Linked DNA regions of Homo sapiens: region 1 is linked to region 2. Evidence: read pairs that join two places in POLR2A ChIA-PET (ENCODE). Cell type or tissue: HepG2. All regions are shown on one strand. Each heading gives the region's core, and the rest is flanking DNA. Links, peaks and the distances in the headings are about the cores only.

Region 1 (4,384 bases), core at 233-4,232, 110 kb before region 2:
CATCTCTGCTCAGATGCGCCTTCCCAAGAGGCCTCCCGACCATCCCATCAGGTCTAAACCAGTCCTCTGAGTCCCCAGATCACTGCTGCTCCTTGCTATACTTTTTCTTTATGCATTTATTACCCTAGGAAGTTATCTGATCATTGTTTGTCTCCTCCATGAGAACACTGAACATCAGCTCATGACAGCAGAGCTTTGGTTTTTTGGTTTTTTTGAGACAGAGTCTCACTCTGTCACCTGGGCTGGAGTGCAGTGTTGCGATCTCGGCTCACTGCAACCTCCGCCTCCTGGGTTCAAGCGATTCTCCTGCCTCAGCCTCCGAGTGACTGGGATTACAGGCGCCCACCACTACGCCCAGCCACTCTTTGGTATTTTTAGTAGAGGCGGGGTTTCACCAAGTTGGCCAGGCTGGTCTTGAACTCCTGGCCTCGTGATTCGCCCACCTTGGCCTCCCAAAGTGCTGGGATGACAGCTGTGAGCCACCGTGCCCGGCCTGAAACCTCATCTCTCTTAAAAAAAAAAAATGCAAAAAATTAGCTTGGCATGTTGGCATGTGCCTGTAGTCTCAGTTACTTGGGAGGCTGAGGTGGGAGGATCACGAGGGCCCAGGAGGTCGAGGCTGCAGTGAGTGGTGACAGCGCCACTGCACTCCAGTGTGAGCAAGAGTGAGACACTGTCTCAAAACAAAACAAAAAGCCAGGCGCGGTGGCTCACGCCTGTAATCCCAGCACTTTGGGAGGCCGAGGCAGGTGGATCATGAGGTCAGAAGTTCAAGACCAGCCTGACCAACGGGGTGAAACCCCATCTCTACTAAAAATACAAAAATTAGGCCGGGCACAGTGGCTCACACCTGTAATCCCCATACTTTGGAAGTCTGAGGCGGGCAGATCGCCTCAGGTCAGGAGTTCGAGACCAGCCTGGCCAACATGGTGAAACTGTCTCTACTAAAAATACAAAAATTAACTGAGTGTGGTGGCTTTCATGCGCGTCCGTGTGAAGAGACCACCAAACAGGCTTTGTGTGAGCAATAAAGCTGTTTATTTCACCTGGGTGCAGGTGGGCTGAGTCCGAAAAGAGTCAGCGAAGGGAGATAGGGGTGGGGCTGTTTTATAGTATTTGGGAAGGTAATGGAAAATTACAGTCAAAGGGCGGGCAGGAGTGGGGGGTCGCAAGGTGCTCAGTGGGGGTGCTTCTGAGCCAGGAGAAGGAAATTTGCAGGGTTAATCACTCAGTTAAGGTGGGGCAGGAACAAATCACAATGGTGGAATGTCATCAGTTAAGGCGGGGCAGGGCCTTTTCACTTCTTTTGTGATTCTTCAGTTACTTCAGGCCATCTGGGTGTATATGTGCAAGGCACAGGGGATGCGATGGCTTGGCTTGGGCTCAGAGGCCTGACAGTGGCACACGCCTGTAATCCCAGCTACTTGGGAGCCTGAGGCAGGAGAATCACTTGAACCCAGGAGGTGCAGGGTGCAGTGAGCCGAGATCGCCCCACTGCACTCCAGCCTGGGCAACAGAGACTCCATCTCAAAAAAACAAAAAAAAAAGCACAGGTCCCCTCCCTCAGTCCTGCAGACTTCCTCAAGCTGGGAAGGACCAAGGATTTTGGGAAATAACTCCACCGGCTTACAGACAGTGCACCCCAGGACAAAGAGTCATGGTGTAAATTTTAATTATCCTTTGTAGAGGCTTCAAAAAAAAAAAAATCTAGAGTGCAGAGGTTCAGTCTGGTCCACACAGTTCTGAATGCCTTTTAATTATCATCACACACACCAGAGAAGGTCATCTTAGAATATTTAATCAGTTAGCACTAGATGAAGGCTGGAGTAGGAGAGACTGGGATAGTGGGGGGCAATGTGGGGATGGAGGCAGGGCGAGGGAGATAAAGTCAAACTGGTTTTTTTTTTGTTTTTTTTTTTTTTTTTTTTTGGAGACAGAGCCTTACTCTGTCGCCCAGGCTGGAGTGCAATGGTGTGATCTCAGCTCACTGCAACCTCTGCCTCCTGGGTTTAATCGATTCTCCTGCCTCAGCCTCCCAAGTAGCTGGGATTACAGGCACCCACCACCATGCCCAGCTAATTTATTTGTATTTTTTTAGTAGAGACAGGGTTTCACCATGTTGGCCAGGCTGGTCTCGAACTCCTGACCTCAGGTGATCCACCCGCCTCGGTCTCCCAAAGTGCTGGGATTATAGGGGTGAGCCACCGTGCCCAGCTAAGATATTTCAATCTGTGAATAACCCATATGGCCTGGTAACAGCAAGCACCTGGGAATATATACATATAACCCACATACGGACTGTCCCGTTCACTCCTCACAACCACTCTGCTAACATACTACCATCACCCCATTTTAGAGATGAGGAAACTGAGGCAGAGGTGCCTTGCCTAAGGTTTACATAGTTCCATTTGAGTGCCTACATGGGAGTGCTTCATTTGGTCCCCAAAGCTAGCCTGAGACAAGAACTTTCTTCTCCCCCCCCCGCAAGAGACAGGCTCTTCCCATGTTGCCCAGGCTGCTCTCCAACTCCTGGCCTCAGGCGATCCTCCCACCTCGGCCTCCTGAAGTGTTGGGATGACAGCCATGAGCCACTGTGCCTGCCCAGTTATTATTTTATAAATGTAGAAACCGAGGCACTGAGAGGTAAAGTAACTTGCACAGGATCACAAGCCAGCCGAGAAGTGGTAGAGCTTGGATTTGAACTTACACAATCTGGGACTCATACTCTTAATACACAGTGGTACTGTCAATACAGGAGACACATGTGGCTATTTAATTAAAAGTAGTTGGGCAGAGTGGCTCACTCCTATAATCTCAGCATTTGGGGAGGCCAAGGCAGGAAGATTGTTTGAGCCCAGAAGTTCAACACTGCAGTGAGCTATAGTTACACCACTGTGCTCCAGCCTGGGCGACACAGCGAGACCCTGACTCCAAAAAAAAATCTTAAGGTTTTTTTTTTTTTTTTTTTTTTTTTGAGACAGGGTCTCGCTCTGTTGCCCAGGCTAGAATTTAGCGGCACGATCACAGATCATCACAGCCACGCACGACCTCCTTGGCTCAAGGGATTCCTCCCACCTCAGCCTCTCACGTAGCTGGGACTACAGGTATGCATAACCTCGCTGGGCTCGTTACTTTGTTTTTTTTTTAGAGGCAGGATTTCACCATGTTGCCCAGGGTGGTCTCGTACTCCTGGATTCAAGCAATCCTCCTGCTTCGGCCTCCCAAAGTGTCAGGATTACAGGCGTGAGCCACTGTGCCCAGTCTCAAACAAAATTAAAAATTCAGTTTCTCAGTCACACTAGCCACATTTCAAGTGCTCAGAAACTTTATGTGGGGCCAGGCATGGTGGCTCATGCCTGCAATCCCAGCACTTTGGGAGGCCGAGGCGGGCGGATCACGAGGTCAGGAGTTCGAGACCAGCCTAACCAACATGGTGAAACCCTGTCTCTACTAAAAAAATACAAAAATTAGCCGGGCGTGGTGGTGTGCGCCTGTAATCTCAGCTACTTGGGAGGTTGAGGCGGGAGCATTGCTTGAACCCGGGAGGCGGAGGATGTGGTGAGCCGACGTCGTGCCATTGCACTCCAGCCTGGGCAATAAGAGCGAAACTCCGTCTCAAAAAAAAAAAACAAAGGTTTATGTGGCCACTGGCTACTGTACTGGACAGTACAGACCTAGAACATGAACCAAACATCACAGAAAGTTCCAGTGGAGAACACTGCTACATATCTGCCTGTTTTAGTTAGAAGCCAACATTTTATTTTTATTTTATTTTATTTTTTGAGATGGAGTTTCGCTGCTGTTGCCCAGGCTGGAGTGCAATGGTGCGATCTCGGCTCACCACAACCTCCGCCTCCCAGGTTCAAGCAATTCTCCTGCCTCAGCCTCCTGAGTAGCTGGGATCACAGGCATGCTCCACCACGCCCAGCTAATTTTGTATTTTTAGTAGAGATGGGGTTTCTCCATGTTGAGGCTGGTCTTGAACTCCTGACCTCAGGTGATCCACCCACCTCAGCCTCCCAAAGTGCTGGGATTACAGGCGTGAGCCACTGCGCCCCGCTAGGAGCCAACATTTTAAAATAGGGAGATTTAATATAAAAATCCCTATTTTAGCTGGGCACAGTAGCTCACACCTGGAATCCTAGCGCTTTGGGAGGCCAAAGCAGGAAGATTGCTTAAGACTAGGAGTTTGAGACCAGCTTGGGCACCAAGACCCCATCTCTACAAAAAAAAAATTTGTTTAAATTAGCTGGGTATGGTAGCACGCACCTGTAGTCCCCAGGAGGGTACTCAGGAGGCTGAGGCAGGAGGGTCACTTGGAGATCACTTGAGCCGGGAGGTCAAGGCTGTTGTAAGCTAAGATCACATCAATGCACTCCAGCCT
Region 2 (4,384 bases), core at 113-4,112:
GGTCAGGAGTTGGAGACCAGCCTGGACAACATGGTGAAACCCCACCTCTACTAAAAGTACAAAAATTATCCAGGCATGGTAGTGTGTGTCTGTAATCCCAGATACTTGGGAGGCTGAGGCAGGAGAATCACTTGAACCTGGGAGGCGGAGGTTGCAGTGAGCCGAGACTGCGCCATTGCACTCCAGCCTGGGCAACAGAGCGAGACTCTGTTTCCAAAAAAAAGATTCATTGCTCATCTACTCTGTGCCTGTGCCAGGCAATTCTGGGATGCAGAGGTGACCATGCCCAGAGAGCTTACAGTCTGGTTGTGAGGGAAAGATACATACATGATGATAACTGTGACAAATTATCCCTCCCTGAGGGAGAAGAACAGGAAGCAAAAGAAACTTAAATAAAAATGAGGGGTTGGTAAAGGTGTCCCTGAGGTATAAATGTTTGAACTGACAGCTGAGGGGTGAGGAGGAGGAAAGGGTACTGTTGCTGACAAAAGAGTATGTACGGGCTGGGCATGGTTGCTCATGCCTATAATCCCAGTACTTTGGGAGGCCAGGGCAGGGGATCGCTTGAGGCCAGGAGTTCGAGATCAGCCTAGGCAATAAAGCAATACTCCATCTCTAAAAAAGAAAATCGTCACGCCTGTAATCTCAGCACTTTGGGAGGCTGAGGTGGAAGGATCACTTGAGGTCAGTTCAAAACCAGCCAGGGCAACAGTGTGAGACCTCGTCTCTATTAAAAAAAAAAAAAAGAGAGAGAGAGAGGAAGAGTGTGTACAAGGGTTCTGAGAAGAAGCCTCTAAAGCCAACACTGGTAAGATACAAGACTGGAAGGGCTGGCATGTGCCACGTCAGGTAAGGCCCTATGGGCCACATACAACACAATGGTCTTGAGAAAGATGGGGCAGGCTTTCCCTCACTCTGTCGTCCAGGCTGGAGTGCAGTGGCGCGATCTTGGCTCACCACAAGCTCCACCTGCCGGGTTCACGCCATTCTGCCTCAGCCTCCCGCGTAGCTGGGACTGCAGGCACCTGCCACCACGCCCGGCTAATTTTTTGTATTTTTAGTAAAGACTGGGTTTCACTGTGTTAGCCAGGATGGTCTCGATCTCCTGACCTCATGATCCGCCCGCCTCGGTGGCCGAAGTGCTGGGACTACAGGCGTGAACCACCACGCCTGGCCGCCTTTCCCTTTTTGAGTATGCTAGGGAAGGCCTTACCTCATGAGTCAGGCACTTTTCGATGAGCTGGAGGTAACTGGTGATGTTCTCCTCGTCTGGTCGGGACACCAGCAGTTGGGTGCACACTGGGGGGACATGAGAAAGGGCAGGAGGTTAACCCCTAGTATGCCCTCTGCCATGTTCCAGCCTCCAGCTGGCTCGTGCACAAGAAGGAACAGGAGACTCAGGCTGGATGAATATCAACTATTAAGTGCTAGCCATGGTATTTGGGTTATCATGAGGATATACAACATAGTGCCTGACACAATCTTGTCACTACACACATTTTTAGCCTTAGAAACCTAAAGCTCAGAGTTGAGTCACTTGCCTCAGGTCCAGATCCAGATCTAGACTGATCTGGATCCAAGTGTAAAGTCTGCTGTATCATGCTGCTTTAGGAAAGGCTGAAGCTGTGATAAATTTCACCATCCCCATCCCCTGGACTTTGGTCCCCTCTGAGAGAAATCAATGGACTCCCCTCAACTGCTCACCCTTTACTACATGGAATTTCTTCTGACCCACTGCCCCATTTCTGCTCAGCCTGGAGACGCTTTGAGGGGAAGGGCTGTTATCCACCATCAGCCCAGACGTGCCCAAGGGCAAGGGGCCTTGTCACCCTGTCTTGGCTACTCTCTGTAGTGTTCCAGTCTCCAGTAGGCTTTACAAAGCCCTGCTCCCACCATCGAACTTGGATTTGATCCCTGGTGCTTGGGTTCACTTGGCTTTCTGCCTCAGGATTTCCTGCTAGGCTGTGGCTGGTCTCACCTTTGCCCATCACCCGTGTAAACTGGCTGGGGATGTCTCCGTCGGCGACGGGAGCCGGGGCAGGCTCACTGCCATCAGTGGGAGCTGGAGCTGGTGGAGGTGGGTAGTTCTCCACAGCTGGAGGGTCCTTGGCCTCGGTGCCTTTGTCTGTGCCGGGGTGGGCTAGGGGAGGCTCAGCACCTGGCAGCGGTGGTTCCCCCGGGGCCCCATCCTTGGCAGTAGGGGTGGTGGTGGCGGCAGCCACGGTGGCCTGGAGGACACTGTAGGCCTTGATGGGAGTGATGATGATCTGCTGCAGCTCCTGCAGAGCGTTTCGTAGGTTCCCGCCTTCCAGCACATCCTGGATGGGAGGACACAGGCTGGGGTCACATGCAGACCCTACAATGAGGGACAGAGAGTATCTACACAGAGAGTCAGACAGGGCTTGCAGAAGGCTGGGTAGGACCCTGGGTTCCAGCACATAGAGAAGGCATGTAAGGGTACTGCAAGCCCACAAACATATAGGTACACATTTCCTCTTTCCCATTAAGATGAAGTCCCACAGAACTCACGAAAAGCCAGTCTAATGTTGGAGTCTCAAGGACCCAACAAGGATAGAATCAGAGATTCAGACCTAGACACTGAGCAGGGAAAAATACAAACAGAAGGCAGTGGCAAGGAAACGGAATCAGATGTGGAAGGAAAATGAGTTTAGAAACAATCAAATGGAAAGAGAGATTGTACAGACAGAGACACTCTGCTCTACCAGAAAGACCAGTAAGAAATGGAAAAGCAAAAGGGGAGAGAAGGTGTAGAGTCAAAAGACAGAGATCCTGGAACCACAAACCAGGAAAGACAGGGAGGGGAGACTCTTAGCCACCAGCAAGTGAGCCTTTTGATGCCGGCTTGCATGTGGTCCCTGAAGTCTGGGTCCCTAGGGCTGGGAATTTTGGAGGCCACATCCGAGGAGTCTGGAGGCCAACTCAGGGCCTTTGGTCTACTGGTACCACCAAGTGGCTGGCTGGCCTTGAAGATGCAGAAACCAGGTCCTCACCTTCTCTAGGGACTTGAGGACGCTCTGTCTCTCACGCAGCTTCTGGATGCTCAGGGCTATCTTGTGGCGGGCACCTTTGGTGACGTTCTGTGATAAGGGCAGAAGGGGACAGGAAGCTAGAGATGTGAGGCTGAGATATTTGGGGGTACCCAAATAGAGATCAAGGAGACAGAGGAGGCTTGGGCTGCAAGGATGCCAAACTAGCGCTGCCCCCAGCACCTCCCTGATGGTCCCCTTGGCTTCACCTGAGACTCCAGGTGCTGCTCAGTCAGTGTCATCATCTCCTCGTAGCTCATCTGTGAGAAGAGGGCTGCATACTTGTGCAAACGGAGGCTCTTGAGCCATGAGGGCACATCTTTGGCAAAGGAGGGAGAGTGAAAGGTCAGGAGTTTGGCCCAGATTACCAGGGTAAAGGAAAAGTTGTGGGGATAAACCCACAGGAAGCCTCAAAAGATGCAAAAAATTGGGAGGGGGTTGGGGGGAGCTAAGGTTCCATCAGCTCCTTCTTCATCTGCCTAGCCAGACCCTCAGGCAGCCTTCCCTGGGAAGGACATCTGACCCTTCTAAGCTGCTAGGCTGGATGTATACCAGGATGACCTCACTGATTGCTCCAAAACTCTTGCTGGAACCTCTGTTCCATCACTTAGCTGTGTCCTGGCTTCCTTGTCAGACTGGGGTGTGTGAAGACAGGGGGCTCCTTCCCAGTCAGACTAGAACTTGTTAGGGTAGATGTGGGGTCTCTCTGCTTAGTCCTGAGCCCTAAAAGCAGGGACTATCTACTCCCCTCAGACATGTCCCCTCCTCAGAGGGGTAAGCAGGTGTCAGCTACAAGCTCCTTTCTGTCCTCTAAGCTCTGCAGAAGCCCCTGGAAAAGGGTCCTGGTGCTGCTGTCCCCAATGTACCTTTCATGCCACTGCCATCCTCCTGGAAGGTGTTCCGGCTGGAGCCCTGCTCCTCTGTCTGCTCACTGCCAGAGGAGGCCACGCTGCTCTGGGGCGAGAGAGGTGCGTGATCGGGCGTGGTAAAAGCAGCCCGGGCCCCAAGCTCCTCTGGACTCGGCCACTCACCAGGGACCTGGGGGCTTGTAGGGATGAGTGACATGGAGCGCTTCAGTGGGCTAGGGTGGATTTGGCAGGGGAGACCTGGCCAGAGTGGGAGAAAAGCAAAATATTAGACCTGGGGACCCAACCACAGGAGACCATCCCCCTGCCGTCAGTGCCAGGATGGCAGTTTGGCCCCATAACCTGCCAAGAGGAAGGGACCTGGGGTCCAAGGGTAACTGCCTACCAGATATACCTCATTCTCTTACCTCCAACACCCAACCCATCAGCAAGCTGTCAGCCACTTTCCTGAATTTCTCCAGTTCCGCTGGC

Evidence for each region. ChIA-PET counts read pairs that join two places held together with the same protein. Peaks named below come from ENCODE experiments on the same cell type or tissue, not always from the same donor. Only the 100,000 strongest peaks of a DNase experiment are listed, where the experiment ranks them.
Region 1: POLR2A ChIA-PET joins it to region 2 with 5 read pairs; 6 of 35 experiments call an interaction of 5 or more read pairs at or near these places.

The regions. Positions count from the first base shown.
Region 1 is chr19:39,490,417-39,494,800 of GRCh38, reverse strand. TIMM50 (translocase of inner mitochondrial membrane 50) reads right to left here. Exons shown (of 11, transcript NM_001001563.5): 11 at 1,022-4,384. Among named protein-coding and RNA genes, the nearest start is that of DLL3, 6.3 kb to the left of the region's middle. In HepG2, for the core only: no CTCF peak of the experiment used is centred there; no DNase peak of the experiment used is centred there.
Region 2 is chr19:39,375,419-39,379,802 of GRCh38, reverse strand. SAMD4B (sterile alpha motif domain containing 4B) reads right to left here. Exons shown (of 14, transcript NM_001384574.2): 5 at 3,914-4,153; 6 at 3,257-3,366; 7 at 3,012-3,098; 8 at 1,979-2,318; 9 at 1,214-1,299. Among named protein-coding and RNA genes, the nearest start is that of PAF1, 13 kb to the left of the region's middle. In HepG2, for the core only: no CTCF peak of the experiment used is centred there; a DNase peak (open chromatin) is centred at 1,632.